2 separate regions of the Homo sapiens genome follow, and region 2 is linked to region 1. A link is a contact called in ENCODE Hi-C or POLR2A ChIA-PET data. All regions are on one chromosome and are shown on one strand. The core of a region is the stretch at or near the end of the contact, and the rest is flanking DNA. Distances in the headings are between cores, read along the strand shown.

Evidence for each region. Hi-C counts contacts between places; a loop is a spot of excess contacts on that map. ChIA-PET counts read pairs that join two places held with the same protein, here RNA polymerase II (POLR2A). Pooled maps may share reads with other maps.
Region 2: a loop to region 1 is called in a map of Calu3, with 2.6 times the contacts of the local background. The contact joins two enhancer-like sites. A Hi-C loop is called at or near these places in 5 of 168 maps with a recorded cell type or tissue (Caco-2, Calu3, IMR-90 and 2 more) and 1 of 50 pooled maps. POLR2A ChIA-PET finds 5 or more read pairs at or near these places in 8 of 52 experiments (A673, AG04449, BJ and 5 more).

What each region holds. Positions count from the first base shown.
Region 1 is chr12:63,859,017-63,864,606 of GRCh38, reverse strand. All of the region lies in intron 1 of SRGAP1 (SLIT-ROBO Rho GTPase activating protein 1), which reads right to left. Among named protein-coding and RNA genes, the nearest start is that of SRGAP1, 17 kb to the right of the region's middle. Within about 2 kb of position 2,251, at least 11 of the 41 ENCODE cell types and tissues checked have a DNase peak (open chromatin) inside an H3K27ac peak, as active enhancers do.
Region 2 is chr12:63,895,258-63,900,847 of GRCh38, reverse strand. All of the region lies in intron 1 of SRGAP1 (SLIT-ROBO Rho GTPase activating protein 1), which reads right to left. Among named protein-coding and RNA genes, the nearest start is that of SRGAP1, 53 kb to the right of the region's middle. RefSeq lists a silencer at 2,833-3,033. Within about 2 kb of position 2,672, at least 4 of the 41 ENCODE cell types and tissues checked have a DNase peak (open chromatin) inside an H3K27ac peak, as active enhancers do.

The DNA of each region.
Region 1 (5,590 bases), core at 1,002-3,501:
TACTTGTCTCAGCAATGCTCTGAAATGGGTACTATCATTATCACTATTTTAATGGCAAGGAAAGTAAGGCAGAATGAGATTAAGTAATTTGCCCATAGTTAAACTGCCAGAAAGTAGCTGAGCTGGGAGATTTAGACCCTAGCAGTTTGACTCCTGAGGCCATGCTATAAACTACTAGGTTACATGAGATGTATACTAATCTACATGAGTGTGCTTATTTCAGAGTGTTATATGGTATCTGAAAATGGGACGTGGTATTATGAGACTGTGAAATACCCAAAAGATGAATAACCACAATGATAATAAAAGTAATTTTTATTCTGTTTCACAGTGCACAAGGCTTTCTGTACATTATTTCACAACGTAATTCCAAGATTGCTGGAGGAAATCTTGGAATTAAATGCTAAACAGAAAAGAACCTGAAGTACAGTTCCCGTCTTCAAAGAAGATGCTTATTCATAGATTAGGTATGTGGAGAATACTATTAAATTAAGTTTAACCTAAAGCTGCCTCCTCATATATTTTAAGTTTAGCCTAAAGGTTTCTCTGGACATAGTAAACTGAAACCTTAGTGGAAATATAAACAGACTAAAACCTCCTCTTGTGCCAGTGACCAAATTTTGGCCAATTAAAGGTGGCTGGGGGTTCAAACCGTATTCAAATAAGGCAAATGCTGAGCTGTAACCAATCCACCTGTTTCTGTACCTCGCTTCCATTTTCTATACATCACTTTCCCTTTTCTGTCCATAAATCTTCCACCATGTGGCTGCACTGGAGTCTCTCTGAGCTTATTACTCTGGCTTGGGAGGCAGCCCAATTCACAAATTGTTCTTTGCTCAATTAAACTCTGTTAAATTTAATTTGTTTAAAGTTTTTATTTTAACAATACAGATAGATGTGTATAATTAAAACTTAGCTCTAGAACAATAGTCTGGAAATCTTTCAAATATAGATTTTTGGTGACACATTTGAGAGTTCCCATAAACACTGTCAATACAAGTGCAACAGAAGTTCAATTAAAAATGGAGCAACTGTGGCTGGGCGCGGTGGCTCACGCCTATAATCCCAGCACTTTGAGAGGCCAAGGCAGGCAGATCACTTAAGGCCAGGAGTTCGAGACCAGCCTGGCCAACATGGTGAAACCCCATCTCTACTAAAGACACAAAATTAGGCAGGCATGGCAGCACATGCCTGTCATCCGAGCTACTTGGGAGGCTGAGGTATGAAAATTGCTTGAACCCAGGAGGCAGAGGTTGCAGTGAACCCAGATCATGCCACTGCACTCCAGCCTGGGCGATAAGGTAAGACACTGTCTCAAAAAAAAAAAAAAGAAAAAAAAAGAGCAACCTTTTGAAAAGAGCAACCATTTGAAAAGGCATTCATTCCTTTTTTGTAATACTGTACTCAGAAAACTCTTCTCTAAGAGACACAAAAACTAACAAATTTTCTTTTCTAAATCTCAAAACCTACCAGCTTTCTGTGCCGCATCATTATCAAGCAATGTCTCCACTGTCTGTCATGAAGTAAATAAAAGTGAAAACTTGTCACAGCCAAAGAAATGGTGAGCAAATTAATCAAGCCCTGGGGTCAGCCAAAGAAAACATTCCTCGCCTTTTCTAGTGCAAGTTTCTAAAAAGGTGCTCTTTTTCCCTACCTCTCCTCTAAGAACAGGGAATGGGCAGAACTCAGTCCTGCAGCAATGATCAAATCTCTCATTCACTGAGTTCTGGAATCTCCCCTGGTGCTTGAGGATTATAATTCAACTAAATGGTACTTGAACTGTGGTAATCAATATGAGCAGAAGGATAAAGCCATCACTTTCAAAGAAAACTTTGTGAACGGCATTGAGAAGACATCAAAAGAAATACACAGCGCCATTACATATGTAAAACAAGATGAGCAAACGGATGTCTTCCTGCTCCTTCTCCTTGGTAAATACTGTTCCAAAGCTGAATTCCACTGGTGAAAACATGCTAATTTCACAGCCAGACTAAAATCTGGATATCTTCAGAAGTGAAAAAGGTCTGACTTAAGATAAGCAGACACCTTTGTTCTATCTTAGTTGCTGGAGGTCTGTGAGAAGGAGCTGTTTGCATAAGCCGCACCTTCAGAATAATAAAAGTCAAGGGCAAAAGTCCATGTCTTCCACAGACCAACTGAGAAGGGAGTCAGAAATGACAGTCCAGTAACTGTGACATCTAATGCTTTAAGAACTGCTGGAATGTTTGTAAATGCTCGTCTTGTGCCAAGTTGGCTGTGACACCAAAAAGCCTGCAGGGTGGCACCTCCCCCGCAGGGCCTAGTGTCATAGGTCTCCACAGCCAGCCTTGGAGTAGGAAAGAATCACAAGGGATAATTTTCCTTAAACTACTACCTTTGCTGCATCTCACTAGTTTTGATATGTAAAGAATTAAGTTCTAAAAATGTTTTAATTTTCATAATAATTTCTTCTTTGACTCATGAGGTGTGTGTGTATAAATTTTTTTTGAGATGGAGTTTCACTCATCGCCCAGACTAGAATGCAGTGGCGTGATCTCGGCTCACTGCAACCTCCTCCTCCTGGGTTCAAGCAGTTCTCCTGCCTCAGCCTCCTGAGTAGCTGGGATTACAGGCATGCGCCACCACACCTGGCTAATTTTTGTGTTATTAGCAGAGACGGGGTTTACCATGTCGGCCAGGCTGGTCTCAAACTCCTGACCTCAGGTGATCCACCCACCTCATCCTCCCAAAGTGCTGGGATTACAGGCGTGAGCCACTGCGCCAGGCCAATTTTTAAATTTTTTATAGAGACAGTGCCTCACTATGTTGCCCAGGCTGGTTTCAAATTCCTGGACTCAAGCAATTGACCCATCTCAGCCTCCCAAAGTGTTGGGATTACGGAATAAGCCACCACTCCTGGCCTAAAACATATTTTTAAACAGGTCATGAGTCACAGAAATAATAATCATGGAAATTAGAAAATACACAGAGCTGAAAGATAAAAACACTACATATAAAAATTTATGCCTGGCTGGGTGCAGTGGTTCATGCCTGTATTCCTAGCACTTTGGGAGGCAGAGGCAGGCAGATCACTTGAGGTCAGGAGTTCAAGGCCAGCCTGGCTAACATGGTGAAACCCTGTCTCTACTGAAAATACTAAAATTGGTGGGTATGGTGGTGGGTGCCTATAATCCTAGCTACTCCAGAGGTTGAGGTATGAGAATCGCTTGATCCTGGGAGGCGGAGGTTGCAGTAAGCTGAGAATGTGCCACTGCACTCCAGCCTGGGCAACAGAGCAAGACTTTGCCTCAAAAAAAAAAAAAAATATATATATATATATGCCTACCATCCCTTTGTGAGGCTAAGCTGGGCAGATTGCTTGAGCTCAGGAGTTCAAGACCAGCCTTGGTAACATAGTGAATCCCTGTCTCTATTAAAAAAAAAAAAAAATTACAGAATGCAGGTAAAGCAGTACTTAGAGGAAATTTTACAACCTTTTATTTTTATATCAGAAAAGAAAAATAATAACTGAGAAATTAAATAAAAAACTTTAAAAATAATAACTGAGAAAATAAATACAAACCTTAAAAAGGTTCAGCAAATAAAGACCCATGAGAAAAGTAAAAGGGCCAGGCTTGGCGGTCTGCGCCTGCACTCCCAGTTACTCAAGAGGCTGAAGTGAGAGCATTACTTGAGCCCAGGAGTTCCAGGCTATAATGCACAATGATTACACCTGTGAAAAGCACTGCACTCCAGTCTGGGCAACAAAGCGAGACCCTTTCTCTTTAAAAAAAAAAAAGAGGGCAAGAAAGAGAGAAATGAAGAAAAAGGAAGAGTATAATAGGATAAACTAATGAAACAGAAAATACAATACAGTAAATCAATAAAGCAAAAACCTAGTTCTTTGAAAAGACTAATAAACATACTTCTGGCAAGTCAATCAATGAAAAAAGAGAGAATATATACACAGACATTTGTTATTAACAGAAAAGAGGCCTAATTGAAAATAATGCAGAGATTAAGACGATAAAAGGATGCTGTAAACAATTTTATGTCAGTTAATCAGAAAATTTGAACACAATGAGATTTTTTTCTCCTTGATGAAAATGTGAGACCCAGATGACTTTGCAGATGAGTTCTACTAAACATTTAAGAGTCAGATAATTCCAATCTAACATGAACTCCTGCAGAAAACAGAAAAAGGGGAAACAACCTCCAACTAATTTCAAACACTATTACTCTCAGTTCATAATGTAATTATATTAAAAGGAAAAAATAAAATAGTCTTATGTATCTGTTTAAAAAATGTAAATACCAGGCTGGGCATGGTGGCTCACACCTGTAATCCCAGCACTTTGGGAGTCCAAGGCAGGCAAATTGCTTGAGCTCAGGAGTTTGAGACAAGCCTGAGCAACATGGTGAAACCCTGTCTCTACCAAAAATACAAAAAATTAGCCAGGTGTGGTGGTGCATGCTTGTGGTCCCAGCGACCTACTCAGGAGGCTGAGGTGGGAGGACTGCTTGAGCCCAGGAGGCAGAGGTTGCAGTGAACCAAGATCACGCCACTGCACTTTAGCCTGGGCAGCACAGTTAGACCCCATCCCAGAAAAATAAAAGGAAATACCATATATTTACACACACACACCTCATGAGTCAAAGAAGAAATTATTATGAAAATTAAAACATTTTTAGAACTTAATTCTTTACATATCAAAACTAGTGAGATGCAGCAAAGGTAGTAGTTTAAGGAAAATTATCATGAATATTTATTAGGGAAGAAAAGATGCCTTTCTTAGGGTTAACGCTTACATTAGAAGAAACAGTCATATTAGAAAGAATGATTATATTAGAAAAGGAATTGTATTCCATTTCATGCTGATGTTAAAAAGAGGAAAAGGTGTTTATGTTAGAAGTGTTACATTTTAAAAGATGCTTACATTCTAAATACTTATATTAGTAATAGCGTTTATATTATAGAAAATAACTGTATTATCTTAAGTGCTTATATTAGAAAATAAGGATAAAAAAGAATGAGCTATGTGTTCAACTTAAGAAAATAGGTAAAGAACAATAAATTCAATGAAAATGAAAACGATGATAGTAAAGATAAGAGCAGAAATTCACAAAACAGAGAAGAAAAACCAACAGAAACAGATAAACTAGCCAGGTGCAGAGGTTCACACCTGTAATCCCAGCACTTTAGGAGGCTGAGGCGAGTGTATCATTTGAGGCCACGAGTTCAAGACCAGCCTGTTCAACATGGTGAAACCCCATCTCTACTAATTATACAAAAATTAGCCAGGAGCCAGGCATGGTGGTGCATACCTGTAATCCCAGCTACTTGGGAGGCTGAGGCACCAAAATCACTTGAACTGGGAGGTGGCGGTTGCAATGAGCCACTGAATGCCAGCCTGGATGACAGAGTAAGACCTCGTCTCAAAAAAGACAAACTACTTTAAGATTCAGCAAGAAAAGGCAAAAATAAATATTTTTAAATAATATATTTTTAATTCATTACAGATCAGCCTATGTTTTTAAAATAAGAGAATACTATCATCAGTATTATTTCAATACATTTTAAATCTTATACAGAATGAATACATTTCTAGAA
Region 2 (5,590 bases), core at 1,423-3,922, 36 kb before region 1:
CCCTAAACAATAATTTCTTTGTTATTTATTTTTTGAGATAAGAGTCTCGCTCTGTCACCCAGGCTGGAATGCAGTGGCGTGATCTCAGCTCACTGCAAGCCTCTGCCTGCAGGTTCAAGCTATTCTATGCCTCAGACTCCCAAGTAGCTGGGACTACAGGTGCATGCCACCACACCTGGCTAATTTTTTGTGTTTTTAGTAGAGACAGCATTTTGCCATGTTGCCCAGGCTGGTCTCGAACTCCTGGCCTCATCTGATCCTCCCGCCTCATCCTCCCAAAGTGCTGCGATTACAGGTGTGAGCCACCAAACCCAGCCCTATTTTTAATTAGAGAAAAAAGCATGGCCGGGCACAGGTGGCTCACGCCTGTAATCCCAGCACTTTGGGAGGCTGAGGCGGGTGGACCACAAGGACAGGAGATTGATACTATCTGGCTAACACAGTGAAACTCTGTCTGTACCAAAAATACAAAAAATTAGCTGGGCGTGATGGCACGCACCTGTAGTCCCAGCTACTCAGGAGGCTGAGGCAGGAGAATCGCTTGAACCCGGGAGGCAGAGGCTGCAGTGAGCCGAGATCGTGCCACTGCACTCCAGCCTGGGTGAAAGAGCGAGGCTCCACCTCAAAAAAAAAAAAAAAAAAAGAAAAAGAAAAAGAAAAAGAAAAAAGCAAGGGCAAACGGAGACATAAGGCATTGCTTAGTTCATAACTGCAAAGCTGTTGTCATCAACATCATTTATTTACCAAATTAAAGGTAGAATAGTCCATTGGAGGTATCAGGAAATCTGTAACAGTTTAAGACTACAATTTATTACATGCTCTCCCCCAAAATAAACCCTGTTAAGAGCTCTATCAAGCTTCTAGAAAGTTTTTTGACAGTAACATGCCTTCTGCATCGAGTTCAGTGCCTCATATTTATTAGTGAGTTATTTCTAAAGGCAGATACACTGGAGCAAAGATACCTTACATTTATTATATAAGGAGTCACTTCATAGCTTCTATTTAAACTTACAAACATATATAATATAGAGATTTTTAAAATCACATGCACACATTGTTAAATTCGGTTTAGCCTAATGCTGCCTCCTTACATATTTTAAGTTTAGCCCAAGGTTTCCCTGTACATAATGAACTGTAACCTAACTGGATGTGTAAACAGTCTGTAACCTACTCTTGTGCCAATCACCAAGTTTTGGCCAATCAAAGGTGGCCAGCTGTTCAAACCATGTTCAAATAAGGCAAACGCGGAGGTGTTAACCAATCTGGGTGGTTCTGTATCTCACTTCCAATTTCTGTAGCCACTTTCCTTTTTCTGTCCATAACTTCCACCAAGTAGCTGTGCTGGAGTCTCTCTGAACCTATTCTGGTTCAGTAGCTGCACGACTGGTGAATTGTTCTTTGCTCAATTAAACTCTGTTAAATTTAATTGGTCTAAGGTTTTTCTTTTAACAACAAAAGTACAATTTGTAATATTCCTATTATGTAGCAAACCTGGTTCCTTTTTTTTTTTGGAGACAGGATCTCACTCTGTCACCCAGGCAGGAGTACAATGGCACTCCTACCTCTGCCTTTGGAGTAGCCGGGACCACAGGTGTATGCCACCACACCTAGCTAATTTTTGTATTTTTTGTAGAGACAAGGTTTCACTATGTTGCCCTGGCTGGTTTCAAATTCCTGAACTAAAGTGATCCACCCACCTCTGCCTCCCAAAGTGCTAGGAGTGCTGGGATTACAGGTGTGAGCCATCGTGCCCAGCCTGGTTCTATTTTTGAGAAGGTAAACTTCATTCTTGAGGAAGTTTTAAGGTATGGCATATCATACTTTAGTACTTTTTAATGTAATAATGGTAACTCAGCTGCTTCTAAGTAAGCTGGCAAAAACAATAGTGAAACTTAACCAATGACGTGATCAAAGAGGTAAGAAATGAAACATATGTCCTATCTTTTCCAATAGACTAAACTGGTCCAATTTAAAACAAAAAAGGCAAACACGTGAGGTTTCCTTAGCATTCCTTTTACCAAAAGGTATCTATGCATTCAAACTTAAATGTTTTCTGTCTTTTTAAAAATTTAAAACAATATCTAACAGTGGGAAATGTGACGATACTATAGAAATTAACTAAAATAACATCAATATACATTTAATAGCTTATAACCAATGCTTTGAGTCTTGATTAATACTATCATTTCAAATGATTCCAGATTGAATAATTCTGGATTGTTTGTAGAGTTTCCTTCTGTTTTGTAATATTTATGTAATGTAAATCTCCTAAAAGTCTCTGCAACACATTCAGTTTAAAACCTGGAATGATTTAAATTTTAATTTAAGGAAAGTTCCCATATTGGAACAGAGACAGAAGTGCCCAATGAAGTGTTCATTTTATCTGACAATTACCTTTTAAAATTATCAGAAGGGAATACATTAAATGTCCAAGGAAAATGTTCTCATTCAAGTTAACAATATGACTGTTCAGAATGAACACAGAATGCGTAATTCTCTTATAACTTAGAAATGGGATGTCCTGAGCTGACTGTACTATATTACATTCTATAACTGTGAAACCCAGCTCTCAGCCATATTGGTCTCCACATTTCTGAATGAATTAAAAGCCTTCCAACAAGCTTCCTTTCCACCACAGGAAATCCTGTTGGGAGTCCCCCCTGCAAGTTTGCGTCATGCTCACAGCTTTTCATTTTGTGTGCTTTGAAAGACCAACATTAGCTGTATTTCACAGGAATTTCTTCCTTTTCTCCCCCAGTAGTTTGCAGGATAAACTGGTTAGATAACAAAGTCAGCATAAATCGAGCTCTGCTTTCTTATCACAGTGAAGCAGCTGTGCCAAGGGTGTGAGACACCTCCACTCCATGTACCCAAAGCTTTCTTATTCTCAGTGTTTGAAATAGATTCAGCTTCAGGTGAGTGAGTCTTTTGTGCCTTCTTTTTCTCTGACTCCTATATTCATATCCAGAAATACCTATGAAAAACATCAAAGAAAAAAATCTATCTCCCTCCCCCAAATCCAAAGGCTAATCAAAATAAAATCCCCAGAAAGACTGGATTAGTTAACTGTGTTCTCAAATTGAATTTGAGCTTCCGAATAAAGACACATGAAAATGCAATTAAATTAAATCTAATGCAGAAACATTTTACTAAGTTGAGAGGCACCACAATTTTAATAAAACTGTGGGAAATTATGCTATTTTAAGACACATCTGAAATAGCAGACAAGGTAAATTGAGGTTGTTACCAAAAGAATTCTTGAGAGCATGTCGGAGTTACGGCCTAAATAGAAGGCTAACTGAATTCCTTTTAGAGGAATTTTTTTCACCTCTTTCCATAGACTATACACAAATTTCATTGATGAACATGAAAATATCCCTTTGTGCCAAATAAAAGTCATTGCAATAATGAAAGAGTAGGAAAGTTGAAAGTACAGCTGACATGTCCAAACATTATTCTCATAAGCATTGCTCTAGTTGCTCTAGTTCTCATAATATTATCAAGCCTAAATTTGGCTGCACATATTCTTATGCTAACATATTAAGCTAATTTCCAAACAAAAGCAATTATTTCAATATCTATTCCTATATAAACCACATCAAATAGCACATATGTTCTGGCAATAGGTGTCAGATGATAAGATCTTTTATTTAAAAACAGAAAATCTAACAAAATGGACATTCAATGGTTCCATTTGCATCACAAAATGTGAGTAACTTAATGACTTCTTCCTAAATGTCAACTAAGATTCAATTTATGTCTATTATATAAAAAGAGGTCCTTGAGATCTGCCCCTGTTGTTGTCATTCTCCAAAATACTGACACTCATCTCCCTCGTGTAGCCCCATGGAGAGATTCACTAGTCTTCTTTGGGAGCAAGGTTCTCTGATCAAATAAATTTTGGGAACGAAACCCAGGGTAAAGTATTTTCTAAATGTAATTTCGTCACAGAACTAGGTTTCCCAAATTTATCTGGCTATAGGACCTTCTTTCCAAGTAATTCCAAATTAACAACCCACAGCGTTAGCATTCTTGGGAAGACACTGGGAAATGTTGCCTTAAAGAAAAGACGGTAAAGTGATGGCTCATGGGCCAGCGTCAGCCCACAAACATATTCTGTCTGGTATACACAAGAGTTTTAAATAAAAACTAAGCCAATACTTGACATTTGGAGATTTCATATAAACATCATTTACTAATACTCCATTCCCACATGATTGTAACTGGCTAAATGATGCTTGGCAATGGATTTAGACCACTTAGACAGGGTACACATTCTCCAGTCTACTTAAATCCTTTCTATTCTCTGCAATCTCTTACCCACAGTCTGCCTTATGCCTGTGTATTACCTGCCTGCCTCTCCTAGGCATTTATTTGCCTTTGAGACCCTGTGCAGAGGATAGGGTAACATGGAGAAAGAACCACATACCAGCTTCCCTGAGTTGTTCAACTATAGGTAAGAAAGTGTCCCTCTAGTAAACCTCAAAACTTTGGCTGTCACACATTCTATCTTTTGGTGATCAAGATCTGTGTCTGGACTTTATACTCCTAACAGGTAATTCACTAAATTATTAATACATCACCATCGTATTATTATTAACAAGAATAATTTATAAGGAACTTACTAAGTTCTAGCCACTAGGCCAAGTACATGGATAATAGATCATTTAACCCCCACAAAACTCTATGGCATATGTCCTTTTATATAAATCCCCCTCCCTCCCATTTATGGATGATAAAATAAGGTTAGACTTGCCAAGGTCACACTATGAGTATGTGGCAGAGCTGGCAGAGCAAGGTGATTGTCTCCAGAGCCCACAGTCATAACCATAACAGCACATTGAGTCTTATAAGAAAATCTGACTGAGTGAAGAGCAAACCTGAGCAGGAAGTTTGGCAGAAGGCAATGTTTTGTTGCATGATACACTAAAGAATAAAGGCACAGCTGATTGCAGGGTGCAGAATGCTCCCACAGAGCAAAAGAATTTGAGACACTATTCCTTGAATTCCCCATGAAGCAAAGAGGCAAAGATCATCAAGTATTAATATTTTTTAGTTGCTAACGAAGTTAACAATAACCCCAACTTCTATCTTTGTCTACGTCATCACTTTAGGTATAACTGGAAGCATTTTACGGACATTGTAGGAGATGTAACCTCATTTTACCCAAAGGAAATGGGAGGTTACTAGGTTAAAGGCTCTGCCTGAGACCTTACAGCTTATAGAACAAGGCAAGTCGTGAATGTGGAGTTCAAATTCAGGTATCTCACTTCTAGATCTAGACTCATTATAAGTGACTTTGGCATAAATAGGGATAGAACTGTGTTGTCTAATAGACATTTCTATGATGATGGCAATGTTATATATCTGCTCTGTCCAGTACATTTCCAAATTTGGTTGTGTGGCCAGAGAACTAAATTTTTAATTATTTTTAAATAATGTTAATTCTAATTTAAGTGGTCAAATGTGGCTAGTTACTACTGTATTGGACGGCAGAGGGCTAAACATCCCATAAACCTTTTCAACCACACTTCCTGCATGTGTACCAAGAAATATACTTTGAATGCTTGATAACTCCCATATGAGATAA